Regions from separate parts of the Mus musculus genome. Here all the other regions are linked to region 2. Evidence: chromatin loops called from intact Hi-C (ENCODE). Cell type or tissue: gastrocnemius. All regions are shown on one strand.

What was found. Hi-C counts contacts between places; a loop is a spot of excess contacts. Peaks named below come from ENCODE experiments on the same cell type or tissue, not always from the same donor. Only the 100,000 strongest peaks of a DNase experiment are listed, where the experiment ranks them.
Region 1: it touches region 2 in a loop (2.2-fold over the local background); 31 of 42 quality-filtered maps call a loop at or near these places.
Region 3: a loop joins it to region 2, with 2.4 times the contacts of the local background. A loop is called at or near these places in 27 of 42 quality-filtered maps.

What each region holds. Positions count from the first base shown.
Region 1 is chr4:3,776,700-3,784,699 of GRCm38, forward strand. Lyn (LYN proto-oncogene, Src family tyrosine kinase) reads left to right here. Exons shown (of 13, transcript NM_001111096.1): 11 at 4,214-4,367; 12 at 6,274-6,405. Among named protein-coding and RNA genes, the nearest start is that of Gm22781, 16 kb to the right of the region's middle. In gastrocnemius, CTCF peaks have their summits at 3,889 (motif pointing left), 6,052 and 6,971 (motif pointing left); no DNase peak of the experiment used is centred here.
Region 2 is chr4:3,613,838-3,621,837 of GRCm38, forward strand. It overlaps Tgs1 (trimethylguanosine synthase 1), which reads left to right. Exons shown (of 13, transcript NM_054089.4): 13 at 1,022-2,787. The coding sequence ends at 1,168. Among named protein-coding and RNA genes, the nearest start is that of 2210414B05Rik, 39 kb to the right of the region's middle. In gastrocnemius, no CTCF peak of the experiment used is centred here; a DNase peak (open chromatin) is centred at 4,045.
Region 3 is chr4:3,788,208-3,796,207 of GRCm38, forward strand. Lyn (LYN proto-oncogene, Src family tyrosine kinase) reads left to right here. Exons shown (of 13, transcript NM_001111096.1): 13 at 1,535-3,405. The coding sequence ends at 1,737. Among named protein-coding and RNA genes, the nearest start is that of Gm22781, 4.4 kb to the right of the region's middle. In gastrocnemius, no CTCF peak of the experiment used is centred here; no DNase peak of the experiment used is centred here.

The DNA of each region.
Region 1 (8,000 bases), 160 kb after region 2:
GGCACAGTGAGGCCTGATAAGGCAGATCACACTGTGCACCCCTTGTTTGTGGAACAAGAAGACAGACTTTCTATGTAAGCATTGTTAGTGGGTGGGAAATTCATGTGAGCATGCCCAAGCAAGATTCTTCTAATATCTTTAGTCTGATTTAACACCCCTGATGTTGTATCCTGGGAGAAAATTATGTGCAAAGTAATAAGACCCTGCAGTTTATATTCTATCGCCACCCAGCCCACCACAAGTGTTCATGTACATCTAAGGCTGTTGTGCTGTGAGAATCACTTTGCGTGAAAAACCACCCATGGTTACCAAATTCCAATGCTGTGCCAGCCATTGACTGCATACACAACCGTCGTCTCAGATTATAGTACCTAGTGATGATGTCACCACCTTAGGCTATGTAAGTACAGCACACAGTGCTTGAACAATAGCAAGATCACTTAATGATTGATATCTAAGGATGGGTCCCTACTAAGGCATGACAACAGGCTAGCAGTCCACAGTAGCCTCTGGGATGCTGACTACAGTCTAAGGTCCAGCCCTGATCCAGCACACCCTATACACACACACACACACACACACACACAGCCTACACGAGTAAGAAGCAATATTCGGTTTCTGCATGCTGCAGCTCCTGACATGACTTCTGTTAGAAGCTGATACTTCTCATCTCTGACTTGTGTGCTTGGCCAAACCTGTGGCTCTGGGCTTGTGGGAGGGCAGGCTCTTCCGCTGACTGGTTATTGAAAATAATCAGCCAGTTGGCTGTTACTTGAGGAAAGTCTGGCTGACTGGTGAGTGAGTAAGAGCATCCCGGAAGCCTCTCTTCTTTCCCAAGGTGCATCAGAGAGGCTACATCTCAGGACTCATTTCCTGACACTGCAGGGCTGTTTGTCAACTAACAAGACAAGGCAGCCCTTCACCCCAGGTAGCATCATAATCTTCTGTGGCTAGGTTGCTAGGCTGATGTGGACCCCGTGGCTCACAGACCTCCACCTTGCCTGGTAGCTCTGCCTGTCCTCCCAGGAGAGCAGCACACTCAGCAAGGGTGTGTTTCACAGCATTTGCTTCAGTCAGAAACATTTTCAAGGCACCATTCTGGACAGAGCTTGGTCACGGGCTGTGGTTGTCATGTACCTCCATGGGCTTCCTTCACACTGCTGTTTTCTGAGGCCTTTATCTTCTCTAAGCTTCATTTGCATGTGTTCCATGGGAGTAAAACCTGCCTAGTGGTTGTTATTAGGGTCAAACATGAATTAAGTATAAAATCTGTAAAACACAGTAAATGCTGAACTAGTAGTGGTTACTATCTCTCTCACTACCTAACAGTCGCCATCATAATCAATACCCACCACCAGTACCACTATTACCACCACCATCACCATCGTTTAGAAGCTGAGCTCGGAAAAGCACTCTACCTGGAATAGAAAGCCAAAGTACACAAGGCTTGTTCAATACTGTTACTGCTTCAGAGAATCGCCTCCAAACGCTTTCAACAGGTGCCTAGCTTGAGTAGGTGTGTGTGGAGCCCTCCTAGCAAGTTCTTGGAATGTTCTTCAATGAGCTGACCCTGGGAATCCATGGCAGAGCATGAGCCCTTGCTGTCTGTGATGCTTGTATCTGTGTTTCCCACACAGGTTTCTAGTTAACTGAGTTTAGGCCTAAGTTGGGATTATTTCCAGCCTCAGCTTCTTTGCATGCCGTGCCCAGGGTCTATATAATTATTAGACTGTTAGCTAGGTGTGACCAGCATTTCAAAAAGGCAATAACTAAGGAGGACTGGAAACGGGCTCAGAGACCATCAGTAATGACCACACAGTTGTTTGTATCCCGCTGGGGCTCTAGAACCTGCCTCTGGCTCATTTCAGCAAGGGATCTCTCTGTCTCCTTAAGCCAAACATTCCATCCAGTTGTGTAACAACTGCTTGGCCCATTCTTCTGCTTAGTCCCAGCACGCTCTGCACTCTTCCACTTTCTTTGGCTTTAGTAAGTTTGCCTAAGGTTGGTGTGTCAGCGCAGTAAGAATAACTGAGGCATGATATATAAAATAAATAAATAAATCTTAAAACAAAAACAAAACCTTAGCTCATTTTACTGAGGGAGATTAGTAACAGCAGCAAAGTTGCACTAGATAAAAGTGAAATAGAAAAGATATACAGTGCGGCCTTTGTCTTAGAGGTGTTTATTATCTGGTTGCCGTGACAACAGTAAGCACCTGAACAGAATAAAAACAAAGGTAAAGCTACAACCCTTAGCTGCCAGTAGTGTTTGTGCAAAACAACACTGTAGAACAGGAGAAAGGTTCAGGGTGGGACTTGGTTGACTCTGGAAGGGGACCCAGGATGAGGCCTGGAAGGAAAGGAAGTGCTAAAGAGCTGCTCCTTTGCTGAGCAGTAGAGGGCAAGGGACTTGAGTGGGCTTCACAGCATGATGTAATGAGGCTGCTGCTCACAGTGATGGAGGAGTCTGGTCCTTCCAGATGAGCTGCTGCAGTTTAAGGCAGAATCTGGGGGGCAATGGACTCTATTAGAAGTAATCCTAATTGGAAGTGACTTCTAACTCTCTTAAACACACACACACAAACATACAGACAAGCACACACAAACACACACACACACACCATAAGCCTGCACACAAGCAAACACACGTAAACACACACACAAGCACACACAAACACACATCACAAACATGCACACAAACAAGCAAACACAAACACACACCACAAACATGCACACACACAAGCACACACAAACACGCACCACAAACATGCACATAAACAAACACAAATAAACACATACAAGCACACATGCACACACACCTTCATTCCTTATCCTTGACTGTAATTTGGTGGAACAATCCTCTAATTTATTTTAGAGCTCTGCCACACTTCCTGCCAGCACTAAGTGGCACCTTCTTCTCTCGAGGTCATTGTCTATTGGAATCCTTCATTCTGCCTCATGCCCTTGCTTTGTTGTCAGAGTATATTCAGTTCATCTTGAGGGACTGTGCTCAGAGGCTCTGGAGAGCTGGACCTACAGCTCTTCCTTAGCAAGATCTTGATAGAGTGAGTCTTACTAACAAGCACAGCCCTCATGTCCTGGTGCCTTATAATGAACTTGTATTATTAAAAATTCAATTTCTTCACTTCTTTTGTCTTAGTTCTGGTTTCTACCACAAATCATCATGGACTGCATGGCTCACACAACAGGCATTTACTTCTCAGAGTTCTAGGGATGTCCGGGAGGAAGTGCCAGCACATTCAGTTCCTGGCTCAGGCATGCACACATGCATGCACACATGCATGCACACACACACATTCTCCCTTAACAGCTATGGCTACCCAAGGTGGAAGGGACCAGGAAGCTCTCTGTGGTCTCTTGTGTAAGGACACCAAGTCTTCCATGATGCCCTGACTTATTACTTTACAACTGCCAACACATAAGGATCATATTGAGGGTCAGGGTATCAATATATGAATTTGGGGGCTACAACATCCAGAGAATAGCATATATTTCCTCACTTAAGAATCTAAGATTATGCCGGGCAGTGGTGGCGCATGCCTTTAATCTCAGCACTTGGGAGGCAGAGGCAGGTGGATGTCTGAGTTCAAGGCTAGCCTGGTCTACAAAGTGAGTTCCAGGACAGCCAGGGCTATACAGAGAAACCCTGTCTCGAAAAACTGAAAGAAAGGAAAAAAAAAAAAAAAAAAAAAAAAAAAAAAAAAAAAAACCAAACCAAAACCCATTACCATGGGGCTAAAAAGATAGCTCAGTAGTTAAGACCACAAACTGCTGTTAGAGAGGGCCCAAGTTCAGTTCCCCGTTCTCATGTTGGGCTGCTCTCAACTGCCTGCAACTCCAGCTCCAGGGGATCTGATGCCCCCTTCTGGCTTCTATGAGCAACTACATGCAATGTTTACACTGTCACACAAAAGATGCACAAACACACACATACACATATGAACACACACAGAGACATACAGATAATAAAACCTTCTTTGAAGTTATCATCATTGTAGATGTTAGGGACAGATTTTAGAAAGGATTCTAAGGGTGACTTTAGCACTATCTTAAAAATGTGAACAACAGGAATAATAATACACATGAAAGAATCTCAAAAGCTCAAGTTCTGTGTTTGTGTTTGTTTTGTTTTTCTTGATGGCCAACCATGACAGCCTATCTAGAATACAAGCCTGAGCCCCTTCTATTTGCAGATTGCAGAAGGCATGGCGTACATCGAGCGGAAGAACTACATCCACCGTGATCTGCGAGCTGCTAACGTCCTGGTCTCTGAGTCACTCATGTGCAAGATTGCAGACTTTGGCCTCGCGAGAGTCATCGAAGATAACGAGTACACAGCAAGGGAAGGTATGTGTGCTGGGCCACAGAGGCCATCTCACTGCAGGCTTGTGCTCTGCTTTCCACACTTTGACCCCCGTGCCTGATGCCCTCCTGTTTCTCCACCCCCAATTCCACCAAGTGTTCTCTCTGTTCCCACAGTCCTCACGTCTACCTTCAAGACAGGGGGTTGCTGTGTAACAAGATTCATAAACAGTAGCAACTATTTTCTTCTTCGCTGTTTCTTAGATAAGGGGTTGTTTTACTCTTTGGTACTGGGGATCAATGGACTAGGGCCTCGTGCTTGCAAGGGAAGAGCTCAACCACTGAGTGGTAGCACGGTCTTGCTGTGTAACCCAGGCTGGCCTCAAACTCTAAATCCTGCTGCCTTAGCTTCCCAAGTGCTGGGATTACACAGGTGTGTACATCCAGCCTCGTATTTCAATTCGTCAAACTAAAACAAAACTGAATTGGCAAAATTAAGATTCTTTTTTTTTTTTTTAGCCTGTCAGGTAGATTTTTTCTCTCAATAATAAAGTATGTGTGCTTCCCTGAACTGCAGAGACGTTTGTTACACTCATTCAATGCTGCAGACCACTGATGACAGACCTCAGCTGTTCTGCAGCTCTAGAGATCACTCTGTAAGGGGCTGAGTCTGGATCCGCACCAGAGAATCCGGCTTCTAAGTACATGAGCAAGAACCGAGTCCACTGGTTTGTTGATACCAGCAAGCAGTGAGTCTTTGAAAAATACCAGAAAGGTACAAAGATCATAAGGAACATGTTAGGATTGAACCAAATAGAAAGTGGTAACATGGAGATGCTCTCAGTCTCTGCATCTCTGTCCTCCCATCATGCAGCACTGCTCCAGACTGTCTGGCAATAGTCCAGGAATCAGTGATACGCTCCAGCACACAACAGGTGTACACAACTGTCTTTATTGCTCTTGTAGGGACTTCCAGTTTTAGTAAGGCACTTCAAAAGAAAACTCATGCAAAGACATAGTAAAGGTAATGTCTTCAAGCAATGGCTATGAACCCTTAGCAGTTCCATGAATGATCAAGTTACAGTCTGTGCCAAGTCTTGCTTTCCTTTAAGGAAATTATATATAATTCTGGCTGTGGATATAGTTCAGTGGTCAAATGTGTACTTAGCATTCATCCCCAGCACTAGAAGTTAAGTAGGCAAATTTAAATGAAATATAAGATGTATCCATGGAAACTTAGAATGGGCCCATTAAGGAAAAACCTGAACTGTTTTATAGAGGTTTGGTTTGACATTTTCATAGGTTTGTTTGGTTTGGGTTTTTGAGATGTGATCCTGCATTGCTTTCCAGGTTAGCTTTAAATTCCTTTTTTTTTTTTTTTTTTTTTTTTTTTTTTTGGTGTTTTGAGACAGGGTTTCTCTGTATAGCCCTGGCTTTCCTGGAACTCATTTTGTAGACCAGGCTGGCTTCGAACTTAGAAATCTGCCTGCCTCTGCCTCCCGAGTGCTGACTGCTGAGATTAAAGGTGTGTGCCACCATGCCCAGCTCTAACTTTAAATTTCTTGTACCAAGAGATGCTCCATCCCTCCGCTGAGAATACAGGTGCATGTCAGCATGCTAAACTCTAGATAAAAATTTCAACACATTTGAAAGGCCAACAATATAAGAAAATTGTATTTGCACTGTACACCATGCCCTTTTGTGTTTAAAGTTGAACTGGCTACAGTGCCCCATAGAGGTTCCAGAAGAAACTGCTTCTAAGGAGGGGAGGACCCAAAAGGGATATGCAAGAAAGGGAGGTGAACAAATTTGACACCACATCCATTTTGATTGTATCTTTTCTATTCCAAGTAAATTACTTAAATTTCAAAAAAAAAAGTCAAAGAAGAAAATTACTCATAACCCATCATTAGCTTGAACTCTGAGTAGGAGCCCACATCTTCCTCCTCAGGTGCGAAGTTCCCTATCAAGTGGACAGCTCCAGAGGCCATCAACTTCGGCTGCTTCACTATCAAATCTGACGTGTGGTCCTTCGGAATTCTCCTGTATGAGATTGTCACCTATGGGAAGATTCCCTACCCAGGTATCATTTCCCTACACCCCACTCCATTGTGAGGGGAGAACAAGCACCCCAGAGACAATAGCTCTGTCTACCCAGATCTGTTCTTCTGACAGAACTTAGGTCCTTACCCTTTATGCAAATCTTACTGAACGATGCTTAGATGTTTCTACCTCACTCTTCCTTCAGTGAGTTCACCACTTACTACATTGTGCACCTGGCGCTGCTCCTGGTGTTTCAGTGAGGCAGATTAGACACTAGTGCCCCTCTGCCAAAGCAGGGTTCCAGATGGGGCAGACCATGTCCAAGGAAGGAGGGTCTTCAATGTCTTCTGCTAGTTGTGAGAACTGTGGTAGTGGCTCTTACCCTCTTCAGGGGGTAGTTGCTACTGTTCAGCACTGAAGGACTCTTCTGATCTTAAAGGTAAATCTTTAGTGGCTTGAGAGATAAGTCATCAGTTGAGAGCACTGGCTATTCATGCAGAGAACCTAGGTTCTAGTCCCAGAGCCTGCATGGCCCCTCACAGCCATCTACCAACTCCAATCTCAGGGGATCCAACACCCCCTTCTGGCCTCTGCAGGCATTGCTGGTACATAATGCACAGACATACATGTAGGAAAAACACCCATGCACATAAAATTTAAATTAAGAGGAGAAAATTGCAGTTAAATCATTAAAGTTACTAATTGCCCTATTCATTTAGAAATACCTGGGCGCATGGTCCATACCCAAGGCCAGAAGGAGGGAGGTTCTCCACCCTTCCCTTCATGGGAGAAACTGATGCTTAACAGATGATTTCCGCTTGTGGTGGGGTAAGAGATGCTGGAGAAAGCATGTGGATGGCTATGGGCTACCAGGAATTCTTGCAAAGAAGGGATCTACTGTCTTTACCCAAGGGCTATTAATGTCTGAGACTCAAAGGCATGAGGGAAGGAGGCTTGGAAGTTGAGAGTTGAGCATCCCACAGTGGCAACAGCTAGCTTTGGACTTGGGCCACAGGAAGGAGGCCAGTGTGATTTGGACCTTACTTGATACCTGATGAATGAATAATGGACAAATGAATGAGTAACTCAGGAAGGCTAAATAACCTTAAGACAGTCTCCATACTGTGGATGAGATACTAGGAGGTCAGAATATCAGAGGAAGCAACGGACCCAGGGCCAGAGAGTGTCACAGGCCATGGGCCTGGGTTCAACAGAGTACTGATGACTGTAGGAGAGCCTCCTGTCACACTCAGCTTGTCAAGATGGGGAGATGGTGGTGAAGTTAGTGATTTAACACCGCTATAAACTAGGAAAACTATTTCTACTTATCCACAGTATCTAAACTGACAGACATCATTCTGTACGTAAGCCTATATCTATCTAACCCTACAAATATATATCTATCTACCTGTACAAATAAAAGATTACATATTCATATATATATATATATATATGATACCTGACATAATAATATAATATTACATATAATGTGTGCATTATGTGTAATATGTTGTTACGTGTGATATTCCAGCCAAGACCTCTGAGGCTTGGAGAAAATGACAGGGCCCAAACCAGTGGCAAAGGTGCTTCTAAACTATGGCCGAGCACCTCCTAAGACCTTCTGCTTGCCTATCG
Region 2 (8,000 bases):
ATTGATGGTATAGGTTAGAGATGGAGTCTTCCTCTATTGATGGTGTAGGTTAGAGATGGGGTCTTCCTCTATTGATGGTATAGGTTAGAAATGGGGTCTTCCTCTATTGATGGTGTAGGTTAGAGATGGGGTCTTCCTCTATTGATGGTGTAGGTTAGAGATGGGGTCTTCCTCTATTGATGGTGTAGGTTAGAGATGGGGTCTTCCTCTATTGATGGTATAGGTTAGAGATGGGGTCTTCCTCTATTGATGGTATAGGTTAGAGATGGGGTCTTCCTCTATTGATGGTATAGGTTAGAGATGGGGTCTTCCTCTATTGATGGTATAGGTTAGAGATGGGGTCTTCCTCTATTGATGGTATAGGTTAGGGATGGGGTCTTCCTCTATTGATGGTATAGGTTAGAGATGGAGTCTTCCTCTATTGATGGTGTAGGTTAGAGATGGGGTCTTCCTCTATTGATGGTATAGGTTAGAAATGGGGTCTTCCTCTATTGATGGTGTAGGTTAGAGATGGGGTCTTCCTCTATTGATGGTGTAGGTTAGAGATGGGGTCTTCCTCTATTGATGGTGTAGGTTAGAGATGGGGTCTTCCTCTATTGATGGTATAGGTTAGAGATGGGGTCTTCCTCTATTGATGGTATAGGTTAGAGATGGGGTCTTCCTCTATTGATGGTATAGGTTAGAGATGGGGTCTTCCTCTATTGATGGTATAGGTTAGGGATGGGGTCTTCCTCTATTGATGGTATAGGTTAGAGATGGGGTCTTCCTCTATTGATGGTGTAGGTTAGGGGATGGGGTCTCTTTTGAAAGTCTGTGTTCAGCATGGTAATGGGTATGTTTAATCTTAGGAAGCAGGGGCAGGATGAGTTTGAGGACAATCTGGTCTACATAAGGAGTGGGCCAGCCAGAGCTATTTAATGAGACCATGCCAAAAGGGAGGAAGGATGGAGGGGGAGGGGAGAGAGAGGGAGAGAGAGATCCCGCTCATGTGCATGACTTGTGTATGTGCTTTTCCTGGCAGGTGGCATCCTTGGCTGGGCTTGGAGGACAAGTGGAAATAGAACAGAACTTTCTTAACAACAAGTTAAAGACCATCACTGCATACTTTGGTGACCTGATCAGAAGACCAGCACTTCTGAAGACCAGCACTTCTGAAGCGGAAGTGTGATACTGTAAAGCACAGAGAGATCATGTGGAGTGAGGATGTATGACATTCAAGTGAGAGACAGGAGGAAGGCCTTCCTAGGTTCTTTAATACTGTGTGCACATGTGATGTGGAAAACTCCGAGTTTTAAAGGATGCTAATGAAGTGGTTTGAGATCTTTAGGTAATGGTAATGGATCTGTGTTGTACACTTTAAAACAGCATCAGGGCAAGGTGATAGTGGTGCCTGCAATCCCAGCACTTCAGAAAGATCATGAGTTCAAGCTCATGCTGTGCTTCCTAACAAATCAAGGCTGGCCTGAGCTACATGAGATCTTGCCACAAAAAAGAAAAAAATCATAAAAAGTCTAGGCATATCCCTGTGCTTAAATTAAGTACATCTGTATATGTATTTGTTTTCATTCTTTAACTGTTTTAGCTTAACATCTTTGTGTCTGTGTAAGTAATTATTAGTTTTTTAAAATATAAAGAAAAACAAAGCAATTCTACCTACACGTGTAATCCCTATTGAAATAATGTTACCAATTTAATGCTAACACAGAAAAAGTAAAACTCCCACCACCTAACCTACCTTCTTTTCAGCTATCTAAAGCTAATCACAGTTAGCAGGACTTTGCTTTTTAACTTTTTTATTACATTTTTATTTTGTCTATATGTGCATGCATGCGTGTGTGTAGAGGTCAGAGGACAACTTGCTAGAGTCCATTCTCTACTTACACCATGTGGGTTCCTGGGAATCAAGTTAAAGTCATTAGACTTTATAACCAGAGCCTTTACCTACTGAGCCAACCCATTGGTCCCCTCTTAATTCTTCTGAAGAAAAGATCGCAGTATAACAGTGTACCCCGGTGCACTTCTCCATTGATGCACTCACTGTGCGTTCATTGCCTTCCCTTTGTGGATACTTAATGTATAGTATATGAAATAATTGCTTTTGTGAGAGAGAGAATGTGTTTGTGCGCAAGAGAGATGTGCGTGTGTGCATGTGTGTGCGCCTACTTTGACCCAAGTCCAGGGAAGAGTGTTGGATTCCTTATAGCTGGAGTTACAGATGGTTATGAGCTGTCAAATGTGGGTACTGGGAAATGCACTTGGGTCCTCTGGAAGTGGAAGTAAGTTCTCTCTCCAGCCCAAGATGGGCTTTTTAATCAGTGTTTTTGCTTTTCTGTTTTGGTATGGTTTTGTTGTTATTGTTTTGTTTTGTCTTGTTTTGTTTTTTTGTATACCCAGGCTGGCCTCATACTTTGTGTGTAACTCAGAGTGACTTTGAGCTCCTAACCCTTCTGGCTCCACCTACTGCACCTGGCTTATCAGAGTATCTTGAAAGCCATTCTATTTCAGTTCATACATGTCAATCTACCTCGTGTTTTAAATGGCTATTTTGTATTCCATCATCTATATATATAAACTAGTTCCCTACTGAGAGGCACCCAAGCTGTTTTTATGGTTTTATCGTTACCAACTGTTTATGCACTGTCTTTCCTTACAATATTTGCTGTTGAACAAGTATTTCAGTTGGTAAGTTTCTAGAAGTTACACCACTGGGCTTTTGTACATTTCAGTCTCGATAAAAAGACTAAATTGCTTCAATAAAATTGAACTTGCTTTTAGGCTTATCTCAAATTTTGTTTTATTTTTTGCTTTAACCAGATTTATTTTTAAAGCTTTGTGTGTATGTGCGAGTGCTACCTATACAGATGCCCTCAGGAGCCAGAAGAGGGTGTCAGATCTCCTGGAATAGAAGTTACAAGTGGATGTGAGTCCCTAAAATGTGTGGGTTCTTAACTCTCCAGCACACAACCTTTTACTTAGTCATGTATGAAATAATGTAATATAGAAGGTAATGTTTTTAATGTTTTGTTAAAGATTGCAGTCTACAGTGTGCCTCCATGTGAACCAATAAAGCAGGAATATCAGGTTAAGGTTAATGGACTATATTCCAAAGACAGAAACAAGGGAAGCCATTCAGAAATGTACAGCAAGAGTGTGAGGCAGATGGAAATTGTTGAAAACAATTCCAACTGTGAACCAAAATGAGGAAAGCCCATTTAGATCCAGTTGCGGCTGCAGAACAGTTTAGCATTGAGAAGGGTTTCCTAGAACTGAAGAGATGACTCTGTGGTTAAGAGTGAGTACTGTTCATGCAGAGGACCTAAGTTCACTTTCCAGCACTCAGATGCCATCTGGAGAGGAAACCCACTGTGTAAAACTGAGTACATGGAACAATCAACTTAGCATATCTGATTCAGCTGTTCGCCATCTCAGGCTGCGAGACAATCTGGAGAGAGACATATGTAGAGCAAGAGTGCCTACACTTCAGAGAGCAGGGAGAGGTAGCCTCACCAATACCTGAAAGCAGACATCATCAAATAATAAATTAAGATAATAAAGAGTTCAGTAGCTGAGTGTCCTGGCTAGTTTTGTAACAGTTGACACAAGCAAGAGTCACTTGGAGATGAGGGAGCTTCAACTGAGAATGTCTTAATAAGATCAGGCTTTATGCAGGCCTGTGGGATGTTAGTGATTGATGTGACCACCAGCCCATTGTGTTTGAGGCCATCCCTGGGCTGGTGGTCAAAGAACGATGAACAAGGCAGTAAGCAGCCCTCCATGGCTAAAGCATCACCTGCTAGGTTCCTCCTGCAGTTCTTGCATTTTTGCTCTGATTTCCTTCAGTGATGGTGTGCACGTGGCAATGTAAGCCAAATAAACCCTTTTCTAACCAATTTGCTCCTGGTCATAGTGTATCATCATAGCAATAGTCACCCTAACTAGGACACTGGGCCAGAAGACTGCAGTAGGCCAGCTTCTAGAGCCAGCTACCTGCCATGAGGTTCAGTGCTACTAAAGATAAACTGCAAAACCCCAGTGGAAGACTTGGCATCACAGCTGCCTCCCACCAGCAAGGTGATGAACACTTGGCAGATTTTGAAAGTATGAAAACAGCTCTTCCTGTACAGATCCTCTGATTGGCTGGCTTCCCCCACCCCAGACTGTGCTCTAGTTTCCCCTGGTCCTATTCCTTTATCTCATTCATTTGCTACTTTCATTTTTAACCTGATGTTTACTATTTTTTCACTTCATAGTACACTGCATTTTTAGTAGTTGGTTCTATGTTAGTTGACTTTACTTGATAGTAAGTGTATTCCTGTATCTTGTATAGGTTGATACAGCCACTGTTACACTAGTTTTCTCAATGAATGGTCCTGGAGACTAAGCCCTCCAGAGCAAACGAGCCTCAGACAAAACCAGAAATTATATCCAAACTAGGAGATGCATAAATTACAAACAAAAACACAATAAAGTCACGAAGTAGCTCAGCAGATAAAAGCAATTCTCAGTGTTCTTATTTCTGCAATAAAGCACTAACCAAAACCAGCTTGGAGAAGAAGCTTAGAGAAGCGTATCTCATCTTACAACTCCCAGGTCTGTCACTGGGGGAGTGAAGGCAGGCACTGAAACAGGCCATAACAAAATACTATTTCCTAGCTTTTACAAAGTGCCTTTCCTACAGCCCAGGCCCACCTGCCCAGGGATGACACTGCTTACAGCCCAGGCCTTCCTACAGTAGTTAGTACTCAAGAAAATGCCTCAGACCAATATGGTAGCAATTCCTCAGTTGAGTTTTCCTCTCCTCAGGTATGTCCAATTGACAACTAAGAAAGCTAACTATGAGATCACATGAACTCTACAACCTGAGTTTGGTGTCTGGAGCCCACAGTGGAAAGGATAATGCCCACCATGGCATGCATACACACACACAAAATACGATATAAAAACACAAAACAGTAAACATGAAAAGGGAATCATCACTTGTTCTAGCAAAGGACTACAACTCCTCAGGTATGAAGTTCAAAGACAAACAGGTGAAACACCAATAAAGATCTCAAAAGTTAACTAACAAAAATGGTCAAGGACCCAATGATATTACAAGCAAGAAGATGATTAAAGAAGTGAGTCCATTACATGGGGACAAAAGCCAGTATCCAATGAAAAATTCAACAAGGTGAAAAAGGAAAAAAAAAAAATGTGACTAAACTCAGCTACATGGGAAACAGGAAATTTAGATTGTCTGGCACAAAACTGTTGGAAATTAAGATCTCAGTAATTGATCCTAATTTCTGGTAATTAAGTAAATACACTGGAGACACAGTAGACAGCCAAGCAGATTAAAGATTGTCAGATGCATTGAGGTCTTCCTCGGTAAGGCTTCTCCAGTAGCCACACATTGGAGACACCTCACATGTGTCTTGACCTGATTTGCTTGACTCAGAACTGTTTAGTGACTCTGTCGGCAAGAACTGCAAGACAGCTTAAAAAAATAAAAGAGAGCCGGCAGATTTCTGCATTTGAGGCCAACCTGGTCTACAAAGTGAGTTCCAGGACAGCCAGGGCTATACAGAGAAACCCTGTCTCCAGCACGTAGAGGACAAATTCAAGAATATACTGCATTGTGACATCAATGAGTAAATGAGCCTAGCCATAACTTAGTCTATATGATAAGATTAAAATACCAAAGCTATAGGTAGAAGGAGGAGCTGGGAGGAAGACAAGGCCCAGGGCGGAGAGATAGCTCCTTTGTATGCAGAACCTGAGCTCAGACCCCTAGCACTCGTGTTAAAGCCAACAGTGCCACGGTGCCGGTAACCCCAATTATTTTTGTAGAGAGAAAAGCTGATCCTGGGAGCTCACAGCTACCTGGAGCTTGAGAGTCAGAGACTCATCTCAAGATAAGAAGAGGATATCTCCTGGCCTCCACATATACTCCCCTGTACACAGTGCATAAGTACACAAGTACTTGGGTACTTGTGGGCACATAGCTACAAATACACTAAACTTAAGGCACAGAGAATCCCATCAAAGAAACAATGGGGAGGGTGGTCTCTCATTGCTGTGGAACGAATGAGGGAGAGGCACTTAGAACCCCAAACAACACAATCAGAACCTCTCCATGATACAATCAAGATGTCAAAACCACAGTGTCTGAAGAGATGGTTCACAGTTAAGAAAGCAGCGGCTATTCTTGGAAAGGACCCAAGTTTGGTTTCCAACAGCCATGTCAGGTGGCTCACAACCTCATAACTCCAGCTCTAGAAGGTTTGACACTCTTTTGACCTCAAGCACCCACACATATCTTCTGCCGGGCAGTGGTGGCACTTTAATCCCAGCACTTGGGAGACAGAGGCAGGCAGATTTCTGAGTTCAAGGCCAGCCTGGTCTACAGAGTGAGTTCCAGGACATCCAGGGCTACACAGAAAAACCCTGTCTGAAAAAAAACAAAAAACAAAAAAAAAACAAAACAAAACAACAACAACAACAAAAGATATCTTCTAAAAATACGAAATAAAATGGCCTAGTGTGGTGGTCTATACCTTTAATCCCAACCTTGGTAGGCAGGTGGATCTCTGAGTTCAAAGCCACCCTGGTATATAGACAGACAGACATAAAGAAGTGATCTAAAGGGAGGAGGAAGGGAGAACAAGCAAGGGTAATAATATATGTGTCATGAAAACAGAAGAGGGCTATTTGTGGGGGGCCCAATATGAGTGGCAGAGGCGGGCAGAATGAATCACGGCAAATCCGGTGTCTGTGGTAGGTAGTGATGTCACAAAGAAACCCAGGTCCTTGTTGCTAGCTAATAACTATTCTCCTTAAATAAAATTGGATTTAAAGGAGGAAGAATATGTGTTGCTTAATTATTCATCTAAAGAGTGTGTTGAGGGCTAGAAAGAAGGCTCTGTGGTTAAGAGGACTAGCTGCTCCCGCAGAAGAACCATAACTAACTCCAGATCCATACTTTCAATGCTCTCTTTTGTCCTTCATGGGTACACACACACACACATGGTGCACATATGCACATGCATGCAAAACACTCGTAATAAAATATGACTTAAAGCATCTTTAAATGGTATGTTAATAAGAACCAAAAAAAATGTGTTCACATTCATTAAGTAGGCAATTGACAATGGATCTCTGTAGCCACTGTAAGGTTTTTCTTCTGGCTGGGATTGACCCAGGGAAATAAAACAAGTGGAGAGATTTTGAGTGGTTCTGGAAGGCCACAAACATGGCTATTGGAGCAATGCACATTTGGTCATAGTGTGCTTAACATTCATTGCAGCCCTGGCCTGTGACCTCAGAACAAAACAACAGAACCCTGATGCTCTTGCATCACAAAGCAACAGTGTTGAGAATGTCAGCACTCTTCAAGTGACGCCACTATGCTTGGTTGCCTCGGCACACAAGCAGTTAAACTGCTCTCTAAAGAGCAAATGTCTTTTTAATTTAATTTGAAACATCAAATCTGTCAATGTTCTCCATACTTCTTATAGAGCATTTTTGAATAATGCCTTTAATGTTCAGCAATAATTCTGCACAGGAACCATAGCACTAGACAAGGTGACATAGGGTAAAAGCAGGTTGCAAAAATCTCCAGTTATTTTTAGCTTTTTGTCACACCCTCTTCTGCATGTGTGGATGTTGGGCCCCATTTTGGCCCTACTTTAGGCCTTGAGGACAAACCGGAGCCTGGCTCAAGTTTCAAGACCTGTCTCAGTCACTTCTGTATCTGGCTGACTCAGTAAGACCTGTTTGGCCCTGCCTCTGCCCCACCCCCCATTACCCTTCCCCCCAACCTCCTACGTCATCTTACCCCACCCAAAAAAAAAAAAAAAAAACCTCCCTATGTTCTGAACTTATATAAGTGAGAGGCTGATGCCATAAAGTTGAGTTCCTGCTTTGACAAGACTCCTAGCTCAGTCTTTTGGGCGGGCCTTCGACACTACTGGCCAACCCGCTCAGCCCCTCTCAGCCCCAGAGAGACCCCGGCAGGATCC
Region 3 (8,000 bases), 170 kb after region 2:
GTCAGTCAGGTCTAACATTGATTTGTATGCACGTTGATAACTTTTCAGCCGACCTGTGCAGATTTTTCTGCTGGTCATGGGATCTGAGGACCTAGAAGGATGGGGCAGACTACAGTCTGATGCGGTAGAAACCTTATGTCAGTTCAGTGTATTTTTATACACAAATGCAACAAAAAAGCAACAATCCAAGGAAGGTTGTCTGAGTTCAGAAAAGCATGTAAATAAACATCAATAAACACATACTGAATATTAACAGAGTAGCCCTTCCCCAGAATGTTCTTAGGACAGACCAATTTAAACACTATTTTTTAAAGATTTATTTATTTATTTATTTATGTATTTATTTATTTTATGTATATGAGTACACTGTAGCTGTACAGATGGTTGTAAGCTTTCATGTGGTCATTGGGAATCAGATCAACCCACTCGCTCATGTCAACTCCGCTCACTCAGTCTCTCCTTGATCCGGCCCAAAGATTTATGTATTATTATATCTAAATACACTGTAGCTTACTTCAGACGAACCAGAAGAGGACGTCAGATCTCATTACAAGTGGTTGTGAGCCACTGTGTGGTTGCTGGGATTTGAACTCAGAACCTTCAGAAGAGCAGTCAGTACTCTTACTCACTGAGCCATCTCTCCAGCCCCTAATTTAAACAGTATTGACTGGGGCTGGAGAGATGACTCAGCAGTTAAGAGCACCAACTGTTCTTCCAAAAGTCCTGAGTTCAATTCCCAGCAACCACATAGTGGCTCCAACCATCTGTAATGGGATCGGATGCCCTCTTCTGGTATGTCTGAAGAGAGCAATGGTGTACTTATATACATAAAATAAATAAATAAATCTTTAAAAAAATAAAATAAACACTATTGACTGGCACCTACTATAGAGTATATCTGAGAAAGCAAGGCAGAAAGCTGTATGTAGAGTCAATGTATACTGACCAGATTTGGTTCTATAGCTATGTTCTGCATCATCGTGTCATATAAATTGAGTGTAAATGCTTAACACAGTAGACACAAAATCACATCCAAGAACAATCTAAGGAACATATATGTGCATGTTAATATGAAGGAGTTACTTACAAGCACGCTGGTGCATGTGTGTGTGTGTATGTGTGTGTGTGTACAGGTACACATGTATACCATGCTTGTAGAGGACAGAGGACAGCACTAAGTCTCATTCTTCAGTGTCTATTGATTTTGAGATAGTCTCTCAAACTAGAATTTGCCAAGTAGGCTAGGCTGACTGGCTAGTAAGCCCCAGAGATCTATCTGCTAGTCTTACTTCCACTGCCTCCCAATCCCTACTGCCCTGAGAGTTTGGATTACAAGTATGTACCACCTTGCTTGGCTTTTGATATAGGCTCTGTGAATTTGGGGAGAACATACACCAACCTGTAAGTAGACTCAAGGAAACTTCTTTTTTCAGTCTTAGCTGCAGAATGCTGGTGTCAAGCCACCCTGCAGTGTTCTGCCACTGAGCAGGGCTTCTAAACTCTACAAGGTTGCTTTTGTTTGTTTTGGCCTCAGGGAGAACCAACGCAGATGTGATGAGCGCACTGTCACAGGGATATCGAATGCCACGCATGGAGAACTGCCCAGATGAGCTCTATGACATCATGAAAATGTGTTGGAAAGAAAAGGCAGAGGAGAGGCCAACTTTTGACTACTTACAGAGTGTCCTGGATGACTTCTATACAGCCACAGAAGGGCAGTATCAGCAGCAACCGTAGTGGGCATGGAGACTAGCCTATTGTAGGTAGTTGGAAAAGCAGCCTTGGAGGAGCTAACTATCTCATGCCAGGACCCTCTGTGTTCCTGGTTCCTGATGGACGTGATGAATTAACTCAGGAAGAACACCCTGGATGCTGTTTCTTAAATGGGTGGCCGCTGCTCAATGGGACCACAGTCAGAATACAAACACCCTCTCTTTCTAATATGCACACTGGCTCTACAGGGGCCGAGTGACTCAGGTTCAGAGACTGTTGCAACAAATTCCCAGATGCAACAAGAACTAAACTCACTTAGCAAAAATAAACCCCATGCTGAGCAGATGCTCCCGTACCTTCTCAATGCTTTGGCTTACATTCTTAAAAACTACTAATCCAGCCTGTTAGATTTTACAGGTGAAGCCACAAGCTTTAAAACACCTTTTCTAAATTTGAATTTTTTTTTTTTTTTGCTTTGGAAATTTGATTCCTCCTCACCTTCCGCACAACCCCCAGAAAATGAGACTATTGAACATTTTCCTTTGTGGTAAGATCACTGGACAGGAGGCAGCACGTGCTCACTCTGCTGGAGCGCTGTGCATGGGCACACAGAGGGACCACTGCTGAACTGGAGCCCTTTGGAGCTACACCACTGCCCAGACCTCCCTCGAAGGCAGGAAAGCCTCAAGCTCTAAAGGAATGTTTTTAATGGTCCAGGTATTTCAATTATGGGATTCTCTAAAGGCTTTCCTGATGGTGTCCTTTGGGAGAAATGTAAACATCCATCTAATCTGTCAGGACTTTATGAGACCTTCCAAGAATACAAAGCATTTCTCTCATTGCCTCAAATGACTTGAACATTTTATAAATCATATATTTTAGTTATACTCTAAAAAAGTTAAAATGGCATATTTCGGGTTATTCTTGTGACTCGGTAATCTTTTCTAAAATGTGTAAAGTGTATGAGAGACTATTTACATGTAGGAATCAGGAGTCATGGAAAAGCCTCTGGTGACCAGAGCAGTTTTGTTACCTGAGTTGCCCACTGTCAACGCTGATTGGAAACTGCTGTGTCTGCCCCTTTCACTTATGCTACTGTGTACATACTTAATATTTTGATTTTTGATTTTATTTTAATACACCCAATAACATCTTAAGATTTTTGTCTTGTGTATCAGATTCTCAACTCTTGTCCATGTATAAATAAGAGCTGGTTGGTGGGGGAAGGGCAGGGAGTCATTCTGTACAGTCTACTGCATGAACTTGTGCAGGCTGCACCTCCACAACTGGAGCATTTCAGGTTGGAGGGCTGAGGAGTTGATGGCCTGGGTAGCCACAGATCTGTTTTTAACAGGCTTTGCAGGCACCATTAAAATTGAAATTTGTATGTTCATTTGAAGATCTAGATGACTAGGCGAAGGGATTGAATATCTCATTTTTTTCTCAATCTTTGTCTTTTCCATGATTTTTTAAAATAGTATCATTTCAAAATATTCTAAAGCCCTTTATATCCGAGTGCCTATTTCCAAACGCAGCATGTGTACATTTATTCATTTGATTGACAATAGTGGGATTTCTAAGGCCCTCCAGTCCCTACTCTCATTTCAAACTCACCTGCATTGTCTACTTTATTTCATGGAAAGGAAGTGCGAAGAATCCTTAAAGAAATCACTAAAACATTGCTAAAAATTCATTTCCATCTTGTCTTACTTCTCTCACTCCTGCTTCCATTTTCCATTTGGCATTCCCCTTCTATGGAGTATTTGATCTTTCCTTCAGATGCTTGTGTCATCAGGAGATATCAGGTGTGCTGGGAGGGAGGGGGCTCAGTGGGTAAAATGCTTGTTAAGGCTAAGGACCTTCCTTCACAGCCCCAGAACGTGTGTACTTCCTGCAGTTTCAATGCTCCTACTGGGAAGTCGGAGTCAGACACTGGAGAATCCCCAGACGCTTGAGGTCCACCTAGCCAGGCACATGCAGCAACACACAAGAGACCCCAAAAAGACAGACGCTTGAGGTCCACCTAGCCAGGCACATGCAGCAACACACAAGAGACCCCAAAAGATAAAGGTAAAAAGACCAGTACCCAAGCTTGTCCTCTGACCACTCAAATGCACACACACATCCATAGGTTTTATACACACACACACACACACACACATCTTACACACACATCTCACACACACATCTTACACACACACATATCATACACATCTCACACACAGAGACTGTGAGAGAGACTTCAAAACAAACAACAACAAGATGTTTTTAATGTTCACATAGTGGTTACATCCATGGCAAAGAAAGAGTTACAGTTCATTTCCATCCTGGATCCCTTTATGGACAAGAGCTGCTAAGATGTTTACAGTGGGACACGCCCTCTGCAACTCCGATGAATTAGATGAAGTGCTTCTCCTCCTGCAGCCTCCAGCTCTCCTGTTTTTACCACCAGCATCCACAATCAGCTGAACAGTCTCCCATTTCCCCAAAGGAAACTGTCCCTCAGAGGACACTGCTTTCTCACCTCCTGTTGGCTCCTTCCTTCTTTCTCTTCACCCAGTGGGATGGCAACTCCATATTTTCCTGCAGAAACCTTTTAGATTAAGAGCTGGCAAGCATTGCTATTTTTGCTAAAGGAAATGTTGATTCTAATCACATCTGCCATTTAGTCAAGGCTTTTTTTTTTTTTTTTAACTTTGGCACTTTATCAAAATTTTCTCCAGTTCACACAACAGCCCTGAAACTTTTGAAAGATCTAATTTCATGACTGAGTGATCTGGTGCACTCAATGCTGAAGGACTAGATTGGGGCTTGTTTGTTTGTTTGTTTGTTTGCCTGTTTGTTTGTTTTCCTTGTTTTCTTGTGAGATAGAATGAGCGCACCTAACTCTAACCTCTAGGCCACTGGGAGCGTCTACTTATAAAATCAAATCCTGAAGAACTTTGGTAGCAGATTAGCCCTGATTCCAATTGCCAAGGATATACATTTCAAAAGGATCCACTAAAGTCCACATAGATATGAGGAGAAATTTCCTTAAGTAACTTTTTTGTGTATACAAAATATCATGCAAGCCACACTTTTAGGCTAGACTTGGCTAATGTCTTTTTTTGTTTGTTTGTTTGTTTTTTTTTTGGTTTTTTTTTTTTTTTTTTTTTTTTTTTTTTGGTTTTTTGAGACAGGGTTTCTCTGTGTAGTCTTGGCTGTCCTGGAACTCGCTCTGTAGACCAGGCTGGCCTCGAACTAAGAAATCCGCCTGCCTCTGCCTCCCAAGTGCTGGGATTAAAGTCGTGCACCACCACGCCCGGCGGCTAATGTCTTAATTGAGGTTTTATTCCTGTGAAGAGACACTATGACCATGGCAACTCTTATAAAGGAAAGTATTTAATTGGGACTGGCTTACAGCTCAGAGGCTTAGTCCATTATTACCACGGTGGAAGCATGGCAGGCAGACATGGTGCTAGAGAGGTAGCTGAGAATTCTACATCTCAGGCAGCAGGAAGGGAGAGTGAGCCACTGGGCCTAGGTTAAACTTCAAGAACCTCAAAGCCCACTCATGGTGACAGACTTCTCCCAACTGCGCCACACCTCCTCCAACATGGCCACACTTCCTAATAATGCCATTCCCTATGGGCCTAGGCATTGTAGTCAAACCGTCACAGCTACATACCAAGACTCGGCCTCAAAGTTATATTATGGAAAAATTAAGCTCACCAATATACTTTTAAAACACAATTTGTAGGGATTATAGCCTTCAAAATTAAATGTTTTGATAATATTTTGGTCCATTTTATGAGGGAGAATATATTAAAACTGGTAACATTTTTTTCAGTAAGTTCTAGACCACTATGTCGAAAGTTTTCCCGCTTAGTTTCCTATGCTTTGTGTGTGTGTGTGTGTGTGTGTATACATGTGTGTGTATGAATATATGTGTGATATGTATATGATGTACATGTGCATATGTGTGTGTGTGATGTGCATGTGATGTACATGTGCATATGTGTGTGTATATGTGTGTGTGATGTGCATGTGTGTGCACTCGAGAGTATGTGTGATGTGTGGAACAAGGGCCATGCTTTGTGTCGAGGTCAGAGGACAGTTCTGTGTTGTCTTCTTCCACCTTTTCCAGGTTCCAGAGATGTAACATCAGTAACCAGGCATGCACCATCCAGCCCCAAGGACCTTTAAATGCTGAGTGACTCCACTGACCCTGTTTCCTGTTAAGTGCTTCAGATAGACATGTTAATTGTACCTAGCATTCCTGGGATGGCCACAGCATCATTGCACTTCCATGCGTGTGGAAACGACAATCCAATTCCATGGACTGTCTCTAACAATCCTCTAGATTGTTGGAAAGACCATTGGAATAATCTAGATTGTCAAACTATAGTCATAGAACAGAGCTTATGTGCACAAAAGGAGATGCCATGTCAGGAAGCCCAGATAATTGCAAGTTCTATTTACTTTTAGTCTTATCCCTTAGGTTCTAGAATAATTTGGATTGTCAATTTCAGGTTGGTTTTTTTTCTAACTTTTTATTGGTTCTTTGTGAATTTCACAGCATGCACCCCAACCCCACTCATCTGCCCTCTACTCATACCTACTCTCTACCCTTGCGTCCTCCCCTAAAACAGAGAAAAAAATCTTACTGTGGAAGCTGTAATGTATCACAGTGTGTCCCACAGATCCCACCCTTTTATTCACACTTTACTTGCAATGTTCATTGCATTGACTCCTTGGTCTGGTATGGGTACTCTGGCTTCTGCGACTCTGTCAATCCTGGAGCCTCACTGGAACTCCTCTTGGATATCTTGTTGTTGCTCTGTGTCACAGAGATCCTGTAGTTTTGGATCTATAGGAGTGGTCCCTTCTTGCACTCCAGCAGTTCATCAATGAGATAGATGTTGGGGTGGGCCAATCCAAAGCTCTGGATCTGGGCCTTAGAGGAATCTGAACTAATCAGCCCATTGGCTCTCCTGCTCTCATGCCCTCAAGCACACCCTCCTTATTTCCCCCTTCACCAACAACCAGGGCCAGCTCTACCATGCTACCCAGGGGAGGTACAGGGTCCATTCTCCCAAGTGTTGCAGTTGGCAAGAGATATGGCCAGTTATCCCATTCTCATGACCCTGAGGCCAGTTCTCCTGCCTGCCATAGGTGTTGAGGGATGAGGGAGGGGAGGAGGGAGTCTCTCTGCACCACAATACATAAGACAAGAGGCAGGGCCAGCTCTCCTGTGCTCACATCCTCAGGCCAACTCACCTGTAACCCCCATGTCCAGGGCCAGCTCTGCTGTGCTGCCTAGTCAGGTGTAGAACCTACTCTCCAAAGTGCTGCAGTAGCTGAGGGGCAGGGCCAGCTCTCCCATTCTGATGACCTTGGGCCAGATTCCTCCCTGCCATGGGTGGCAAGGGCAAGAGAGGGGTATCTCTCACTTGCCCATACTACCACATGGCAGACAAGTGACAATATAGGGCCAGCTGTCCCAAGCTCACACCCTTGTGGTCAGCTTATCTACATTAGGGTAACTTCTACTATGATGCCCAGGTAAAGTGTAGGGCCTACTCTCCTGAGTGCTTCAGCTCATGAGGGAAGAGACAGCTCTCCTGCTATAATGATCCCAGGGCAGGTTTCTCAGGGGCAAGAGCGGAGGAGGGTATCTCTCATTTGTCTATACCATCATAGGGAAGATGATTGGCTGGGCCAGCTCTCCCACACTCATATCCTCACCCAAGATTCTTGAAATGTTGGGAGCTTCTCTCCAGTACTGCAGGTGGGTAGGGGTGGGATCAGCCATCCTGCTACCCCAGGGCCAGCTTTCTCTTGATGCCAGGTGAGGTGTGGGGTCAGATCTGCACAGCCCTCAGACATCAGCATGGCCCTGGGCAGCAGCCCAGACCAGATATGTCCACCTAGCCTTTCGTAGTAATAGACCCTGCTGTTTCAGGGCCATGGACCCAGACATGGTCCCTGGTGGCAGCACAGGCCAGGACTCCACTGTGGTCTCAGGTGGCACCAATTACTCATATCAGGCTGTTCCTGGCTACTCTCGAGTCTCCAGTTCTGCCTCTTCATTATGCACACATCCTTCTGTCTATCTTTCTCTTCCATTTCTCCACCACTTACTAGCTCCTCCCCTTAGAGGATCCTGGGGTCTCTGAGTGTCTGGGGTTTCAACGCTGGTCTCAGGAGTGCTATGCCCATTTGTTCATTGTGGCACCAGGCAAGGGTTATCTCAGGCAAGGTCTGCCTGACCCCCAAGGCCTGTTTAGTGCCACAATGGTGATTAC